2 separate regions of the Mus musculus genome follow, and region 2 is linked to region 1. The links are chromatin contacts, found by Hi-C or POLR2A ChIA-PET in ENCODE. All regions are on one chromosome and are shown on one strand. Each heading gives the region's core, a stretch centred on a gene start or an enhancer-like site at or near the end of the contact. The rest is flanking DNA. Distances are from core to core; before and after follow the strand shown. Region 1 holds the start of Bag4 (BCL2-associated athanogene 4). Region 2 holds the start of Ash2l (ASH2 like histone lysine methyltransferase complex subunit).

The links. A loop is a pair of places that touch in the nucleus more often than their neighbours do. ChIA-PET counts read pairs that join two places held with the same protein, here RNA polymerase II (POLR2A).
Region 2: POLR2A ChIA-PET joins it to region 1 with 13 read pairs in embryonic stem cell. The contact joins the promoter of Ash2l here to the promoter of Bag4 in region 1. A Hi-C loop is called at or near these places in 1 of 37 maps with a recorded cell type or tissue (heart). POLR2A ChIA-PET finds 5 or more read pairs at or near these places in 4 of 5 experiments (Patski and embryonic stem cell).

What each region holds. Positions count from the first base shown.
Region 1 is chr8:25,783,289-25,787,486 of GRCm38, reverse strand. It overlaps Bag4 (BCL2-associated athanogene 4), which reads left to right and starts at 2,278. Exons shown (of 5, transcript NM_026121.3): 1 at 2,278-2,588. The coding sequence starts at 2,316. Lsm1 (LSM1 homolog, mRNA degradation associated) reads right to left here and starts at 1,896. Exons shown (of 4, transcript NM_026032.1): 1 at 1,770-1,896. The coding sequence starts at 1,815.
Region 2 is chr8:25,838,889-25,843,186 of GRCm38, reverse strand. It overlaps Ash2l (ASH2 like histone lysine methyltransferase complex subunit), which reads left to right and starts at 2,400. Exons shown (of 16, transcript NM_011791.3): 1 at 2,400-2,605; 2 at 3,112-3,175; 3 at 3,299-3,444. The coding sequence starts at 2,430.

The DNA.
Region 1 (4,198 bases), core at 1,029-3,528:
GAGCAAGGGAGAGCAGAGGCAGGGGCATTCTAGGATAGCCAGGATCATGGAGAGATCCTGTCTCAACCCAAGAACAAACAAAACAAAAACAAGCAATAACAACAAAAACAACTCGAAAAAACCAAAAGGCCCCATAAAGACTGGGACAGACACGTTCTAAAGGTTGTATATCAAATGAAAGGGTCTGAGATCCACAAAGTCCAAGAAGGCTTGAGAACACAAGCGCGTTTAGTAAGATAGCAGACTTGTTGTTAGAAGCTTCGGTAATTCACGTATCTAAGGAAAGGTGAAGGCAAAAAGTTCCACTAAGAGTATTTCATCACACTTCATAGATAGGCTTATAAAGTAGTGTATATGTGTATGCAGCTATAATACACATATAAATATATATTAATATCTATACCTGTAATATATGAGCAAACTTTAATATGTTTATCCCAGTCTATATAATCACAGCTGCTCTCTAATTTGCAAACTCACACAAAACATTTTTACTTGTTTGAAGTTGTAAATCATTTTGCTTTTGAAAAGTCACAGTATTAAAATGATTTTAAAATGCTGATTATAGACCTGAGAGATGGCTCAGTGCTAAAGAGTATTGTCTGGTCTTCCAGAGGACCCAGTACCCTCTTCTGTTCTCTCCAGCACCAGGCAAGCTCGCAATGCACATACATACATGCTCATATACAGCGGTTTTTTTTTTTTGTTTGTTTGTTTGTTTTTTTAATGCTGCTTTAAAAGTTATATTCATCCCAGCACTTGGGAGGCAAAGGCAGGAAGATTTCTGAGTTCCAGGCCAGCCTGGTGTACAAGGTGAGTTCCAGATCAGCCAGGGCTATACAGAGAAACCCTGTCTCGAAAAACCAAAAAAAAAAAAAAGTTATATTCAAGGAATCATACACAGGTAAGAATTCGGGGCGGGGGAATGAAAGTGGAGGCTGGAGAGATGGTTCAGAAGAGCACGTGTTGCTCTTGCAGAAGATCTGAGTTCCTTTCTCAGCACCCACACTGTGACTCTGTAACTCGGTCCATAACTCCAATTCCAGAGGATCCCAAGAAGAGAAAGTCATCTGGCTTCGTGGATACCAATATGCCCGTGGTTTAATTACATGTAGACGAGACATAAATACACAATAAATTAAACCTTTTAAAACCGAAATTGTAACCTCTTTATTTTTACAGGACTAACCTCCTTTTAGTAAAAGCAAAACTGTCAAACAGAAAAGAGTAAGTTTGAAGTGACTTAGCATTCGCAGAAAATCCCGTTATTACGTCCGGCACCTGTCTCTACAACTTTAATCTGAAAGTGCTAATGACCCTTACAGAAAAAGGAGAGTGCTAGTGGCTATACAACAGAAAGCCTACGTTCTCTGCTAATTAAATTCAACTGCTGTTGTCGGGTCTGGTGAGTCCTTTCTAGAAGCAATCTCCATCCATTCACTGTCAAACGCCTTACGAGGGGCGCAGCATCCGACTTGGGAACGCGAAGTGGCTCAGGCGACTTCCTTCGCGTGCTCTGCCCTTCACGTTCCCAAGTCGGATGCTGCGCCCCTCGGAAGGCGTTTCACAGCTTGGGGGGCGGGGGGCGGGGAGGTGTTACCCGCTCAAGGACAGAGAAGGCAGCTTGGGAAAAGGCTCCGTCCGAGGCTGTGAAGGCAGAACCACCCCGCCCGGGCCCAGAGATCACTCTCTGGGCCCTTGTCGAGGGACGCCCACTCGAAAAGGGGTCCCACACCAGGCTTCCCCCGAGGGAGAGGTTAGGTACTCACTGTCGATGTCCTCGATGAGGCTGGCGGTGCCGGGCATATAGTTCATGTTTGAGCTCTCGCAAGGCTGCACCGGACGGCCGCGAGGGCGTCCAGTCGCCCGTCGGCGGGACGCGGACGGGAACCGGCCGCTCACCTGCAGCTCAGACACCGCTAGTCGCCGGAAGCGTTTCAGGTGACCCCACCCACTTCCGGTATCGCCTGCCCGTCCGCCGAAAGAGGCGTGCCGGGCGTGTTGCCAGTCGGTGGCCGACCACGTTCTCTTCCCCTCCAGTCAGTGCAGTGAAGTCCAGGTCGGAAGGGCGGAGGATAGGCGTTTCCTCACGCGTGACGAGCGCTGCCCCTCGCCTCGCTTTCCCGACCCGAGGCCCGGATTGACCCGTACCGTCCATGACCGTTCCGCGCTCGGCGTGCAAGGGGCGGGACCGGCTCGGGATTGGCTGTAGCCGTCCTATCCCCCTCCGCCGCTCGCCAATAGCGGCCTCCCGCAGGCGCCTGCGCAATGGGACGGTCGTGGGGGGCGGGAAGCGCTTCGCGGCAGCGGAGCCCATGTCGGCCCTGAGGCGCTCGGGCTACGGCCCCAGTGACGGCCCTTCTTACGGCCGCTACTACGGGCCCGGGGGAGGCGATGTCCCGGTGCACGTACCTCCGCCCTTATACCCCCCTCTTCGTCCGGAGCCTCCCCAGCCTCCGGTTTCCTGGCGAGGGCGCGGGGGCGCCCCGGCCGAGACCACCTGGCCGGGCGAAGGCGCAGGTGGCGATGGCTACTACCCCTCGGGAGGCGCCTGGGCAGAAGCGAGCAGAGCCGGGGGAGGCCACCAGGTAAGCTTCGAAGTCTTTTCCGGGGCTCCAGTCGGGAAGTCTTGGGCAGAGGTGAGGACATTTGGGGGTTTTATACTTAGGGTCTGTTAGGACTCGGGTCTCTGATTTGTTCTTCTTTTGGGGACGGTGCAGAGACGAGGACCAGAGATGCGAGGGGAGCTAGGCTTGGGTTCCATTTGTCCCTTCGTTTTGTTTGTTTGTTTGTTTGTTTTTGCTTTTTTTTTTAACTTCAGCCATCATAAGTGTTCTTGTTAACCACGAAAAAAAAAAACGAAAAAATATTCTGCGCTGACTTCCTAAGCTTAGTAGCAGGCTGCAGGATCTCTTTCCCGAGAGCGTAGGTTAGCGTGATTGGGCTGTAACAATTTATCCTGCGTGGCTCGGGGAGCTGCAGCCCCAGCCCTTACTCAGCAGCCCCTCCCACGGGGAAGGGATCGAAACGGGGCGGGCTGATCACTTAGTTCCTTATCACTAAAGCTTTGCCTGGAATTGAATCAGGAGGGATCAATGTTGCAAAGTACCTTAATGTTCTATTTAATCATCGCAAGACTGCAAGACAGATGTTATTAATGCTTCCCAATTTTTGAATGGAGAAGGCTCTGAGAGACCGACTTGCTTAGTATGTTTGGACCTGTAACATTTTGTTGCTTGCATACATGCCAAAAGTGTGTTTCTATTTTATCTTCGTATGGGGCTATCATTCTAGGATGGTGGCACACATCTTTTGGCCTTTGTAACATTCTTACTTGCAGAAAATTAATTATAAAATTCTCACATATCCACGACGGGATTGTAAAATAGTACAGTGCTTTGGAAAATAGCTGGGTCGTTCCTAAAACTTCTGACAGAGAGTTAATTTATGATCTAGCAGGTCTACTTGTAAGTATACTCAAGAAATAGAAAACAAGGGCTGAAAAAACAAAAAACGACAAAAAAAAAGTCTGCTGGTGGTGGCGGCGCATGCCTTTGATCCCAACACTTGGGAGGCAGCCGGATTTCTGAGTTTGAGGCCAGCCTGGTCTACAAAGTGAGTTCCTGGACAGCCAGGGCTACACAGAGAAACCCTGTCTTGAAAAAAAAACAAAAAACAAAAAAACAAAACAAAACAAACAAAAAACAAGGGCTGGTGTGTTTAATCTCAGTACCCAGGAGGCTGAGGCAGACTAGCCAGCCTGGTTCACATGGACATAATGAGTTCCAGGACAGCCTGGACAACGTGGTGAGACCCTGTCTCAAAAAATGAACAACAACCACCACCACCACAACAAAGGAAAACATGTCCATATACTATTTAATACATCTTTTTAACATCATTAGTGATAATGGCCAAAAATTAGAAATAACTGGTACAGTTATCAACTGGTTGCTGGATTAACTAACATGGCTAACATTTTAGAACATAACATCTAGAAAGGTATGAATTGACCCCCCCCCTCCATCCCCACTCACATACTTGTTTCAACATGGAATGAACCTTAACTAGATCATGCTTGTTGGATGAAGTTAGTCAAAGGGTTGCATTTCATATTGTGTGATTCCATTTATGTGTAGTGCCCATAGGGAGCGATTCCTCCAGGCAGAAACATGGTGGGCTGCTAGGTTGGGGACTG
Region 2 (4,298 bases), core at 1,151-3,650, 56 kb before region 1:
GATGGGGAGAGGCCTCAGGAGTATTGCTAAGCAGTGGTTGCTGTGATAGGGGAAGTAATTTTTTCAGTGGTGTAGCCACTGGTAAGGTGTCCATGCTCTGAACTCAGTCCTCTTTGTTGATCAGGGTTCCTCTGTCTGGGCTCTGTTGGCATTTTGAGTAGAGTAACACTGTTGGGGACAGTTTTGTGCATTGCAGAATAATTAGTAGCCTTCATGATCGTTACCAGCCTGATGCCAGGAACACTCTATGGTTCCTCCCCCCCCTCTCTCTCCCTCCCTTTCCTCCTTTTTTTCTCTCTCCCTTTCCTCTCTCCTTTTCTCTCTCTCACTCTCACTCACTCATTCTCTCTGAGATTTATCATGAAGGCATGCTGGATTTTGGCAAAGATTTTTCTGCGATCACTTGAGATGGCCATGTGGTTTCAGTCTTTAAATCCACTTATTTATTGACTTAATATATTGAACCATCCTGGCATCTCTTGAATAAAGTCAACTTGCTCATGGTAGATATTCTTTTTTTAAGATTTATTTATTTTATTTATATGAACACACTGTAGCTGTCATCAGACACAGCAGAAGAGGGCATCCGATCCCATTACAGATGGTTATGAGCCACCATGTGATTGCTGGGAAGTGAACTCAGGGCCTCTGGAAGAGCAGTCAGTGCTCTTAACCACTGAGCCATCTCCCCAGCCCCTAGATGATCTTGCTTTATAAATAGCTGTATTCAGTTTTCAAATATGTTATTCAGGGGTTTCCAACTAGTCAAAACGCAGAGATTGGTTAACTGTGGGGTACCCAGTCCCAGTGGGTATATCTCCAACATCATACCTAAGGCTCAGAAAACATTGAGGGAGAGGGGAACAGAGAGACTGTAAAAGCCAGGGGACTGGGACCTGTGCCATGAAGTGATGGCTATCAGGAACGACCCATGACGTCACAACAATATGGCTGCCCAAATGAGATCTAACTATGGCAATCCTAATAGACATATTAACATGGAAGGGGGAAATCTCTAAAAAGTCATGCATTTGAGAGGGTAAGGTGGGGCATGGGGGGGGGAGGATCGGTCCCCATTCACACAACAGTTGTTATGATGTCTAGGGAGGCTTGGGAGGTGAACGTTTGCTGGTGGAGGTAAGTCACTGGGGGCAAGCTTACACGAAAAAAGTGAAGCCGCTTCCTTGAAGTTCTCCCTGTCTGCTTGGTGATTCTGATAGAGAATTCGAGCTCTCAGCCTTGTCTGATAGTCACCATTTCAGATCCTTGCTGCCTTATCTCCCCACCATCATGGATTCTTATCTCTTTGAACCCCCCTCAACCAAGATCCCCCCTCCCCTTGCTTAAGATATTTTTGGTCATGGCGGCACTTTCTCCTAACAACTGCAAAGTATCAATGATCTCTAATCCCTAAGTGTGTTTGTTTTAAAACAGCAAATTTATGGTCCGTGAGATGGCCCAGTGGGCAAAGGCGGCACTTGCTTGCCAAGCCTGAGCTAGATTCCTAGAACTCACATAGTGGAGGGAAAGAAAGCTCTTCTCACCATATTGTCCTCTCACCTGTCCAGTGCACTATGCCACATACATGCGCACACATCCGTAAAGCGCACACACACGCGGAGGATGGGGGTGAGGCGGCAGTTTCTATTTTGCTAGGGTTTAGAGCCCACCCATATGCTTGCACTCAGTCCAGGGGTTTAGCTACCAGCAGACATCCCTTTCTTACTCGTTTCTGCCCTTCTCGCTAAGGCCCAAACCTTGCTGAATTCTGTCCTCTGCTAGCACTCTCGCCTGGAGCTCTACTTCCCTCCGTGAACTAGCAATTCGTGTTCCTCGAGCGCACAGCACTTCTAGCCTCCTCTGGCCAGATGTTTCTTTTCCTAACGTCTTTTCCACCCACAACTACCTCGGGCTCTCTGGAATCAGACCTCTAGTCTCTCCAAAAGCCGCCTGGAAACGGGGCTTCTGGCGGCCAGCTACGCAGTTACAGACGCTCCCGGCAGGTGTGAGCCAGAGTGCTCCTTTGTTGTTGTTTGGAAGTTTCCTACGTTTTAGGGTTTTAGTATGATCGCCTGCTCCGCACAGTGTAAAGGGGAGTCTCTCACATCCTCATATGTGCCGTGATTTCCACTCTTAGCCACGACTATGAGCAGGCGTTTTGAATAATTCAAGTCCCAAGAGGAAAGCAAAGGACAGACCTCCTAAGTGGCTCCCTTCAAACCTGGGCAATCCGAGTTGCGCCCTGCCTTTTTCTTTCTTCCTTTCTTTTTTTTTTTTTTTCTGGCCTTAAAGCGGCGGACTCAAAGTGCGTCCTTCCCAAGTAAGTGGCGGGCCCCCCAACAAAAGGTCTTTCCCACTTTAAGAGCGCCGTGCGTGGCGGCAACTCGCCGCATAGATATATTCTCGCGAGAGCTTGGGAAGGAGCAGCGATGGCGGCGGCTGGAGCGGGTCCTGGTCCGGGAGTCAGCGCCGGCCCTGGTCCCGGAGCCGCTGCAAGTGCCACAACGGCGGAGGACCGAGAGACAGAGCCGGTGGCCGCGGGGGCTGGCGAGGGGCCGTCAGCCGCCCCGGGAGCGGAGCCCAGCTCCGGAGAGGCCGAAAGTGGGTAAGGCAATCCACTCGCAGCCCCGGGGACGCGCGAGGGCCCGCCCCTCGTGGAAGCCCGCGGCTCGCGCCGCCCGGTGTCGCCCTCCGGATCCAGGTCCCGCAGCCAACGGCTCGGCCCGCCCGCCCACCCGGTACCCTCCGCAACCCCGCTGGCTGCTTGCTTGTGGACTCCAAGCCGCTCCTCGGCTCCTCGGCTCCCATCAGCACCAGTGTGAGCCAAGAGCGTTTCCCCCTCTAGCGCCCCGGAAGACCTCGCTGATCCCTCTTGCAATGCTTGGTCCTGAAAGCACTGAGGACGGCAGCCTCCCGTCGTTAGCCCAGTGCACTAGGAATCCCTGGGCCGCGAACACATTTGTCTTGCTTGACAACCTCCCTCCTAATACTCAGGATTGTTCTCTCGTGGGCATCCCGTTCAGGACATGAAAAAGATATACCCTCCGTATTTGGACCATTGTGTTTTTCTGTTTAGGAAAGGCCATTTTGATGTTTGTCTTTTCATTATAGGGATGCAAACTTGGTTGATGTAAGTGGTCTGGAGACAGAATCTTCTAATGGAAAAGATACTTTGGTAAGTATTTCCTCTGAGGCCTTTGGAAGGCGAACTAGATTTGGTTTTAAAATGTTTAATCTATTTTTTTTTTTTTAAAAAGTAGTCAGGCCATTTGATTCTCTTATTGCCCTGTGGCTCCAGGAAGGTACCGGAGACACTTCAGAAGTGATGGATACCCAGGCGGGCTCTGTGGATGAGGAGAATGGGCGGCAGTTGGGAGAAGTGGAGTTGCAGTGTGGGATATGTACAAAATGGTTCACCGCTGACACCTTTGGAATAGACACGTCGTGAGTACATTTCATGGCCTTCTAGACAGCATGATCCTGGAGAGATGGCTTAGCATTTTAGATCACTAGTTACCCTTTCAGGGGTTTGGGCTTGATTCCCAGTATTCACATGGCAGCTCAAGGAACCCCAGTTCTGGGGTGGAAGGGGAAATTATGTAATCATATTTCTTTTTTTTTAATTAATTTATTTATTTTATGTATATGAGTACACTGTAGCTATACAAATGGTTGTGAGCCATCATGTGGTTTCTGGAAATTGAACTCAGGACCTCTGCCCGCTCTAGCCCTGCTTGCTCCAACTCTGCTCACAACAGCCCAAAGATTTATTATATGTGTACACTGTAGCTGTCTTCAGACACACCAGAAGAGGGTGTCAGATTTTTGTTAGGAGTGGTTGTGAGCCACCATGTGGTTGGGATTTGAACTCAGGACCTTTGGAAGAGCAGTCAGTGCTCTTAACTGCTGAGCCATCTCACCAGCCCTGTAATCATATTTCAATCTCAAGACAATTGAGAAGTATTTTTAAATATACCGAAAAAAAGTCAGTAGGTAGTATTTTGTGCTCACTCTAACCCTATCCAGTGACCAGATGCTGACTGAGGAGTTGCTTGCATTCCTTTGGCATGTTCTGAAGTATTGAGGTGAGAGTGCTATTAGGTATGAGTGTGGGCATCGTCCTTGCTTTTGACCTTACAGGCTGATTGGGAAGGAGTCTGTGCAATTAGAAGAGATTATGTAATTAAGTTTGCGATAATGTATTCTGTGTGTTCTGGGCTTGGTATTTACAGTGGGCAAGACCTGTTGTCAGTAACATTTGAAGGTGTGGTGTTGAGTCGTGGTGTACTTGCCTGCTG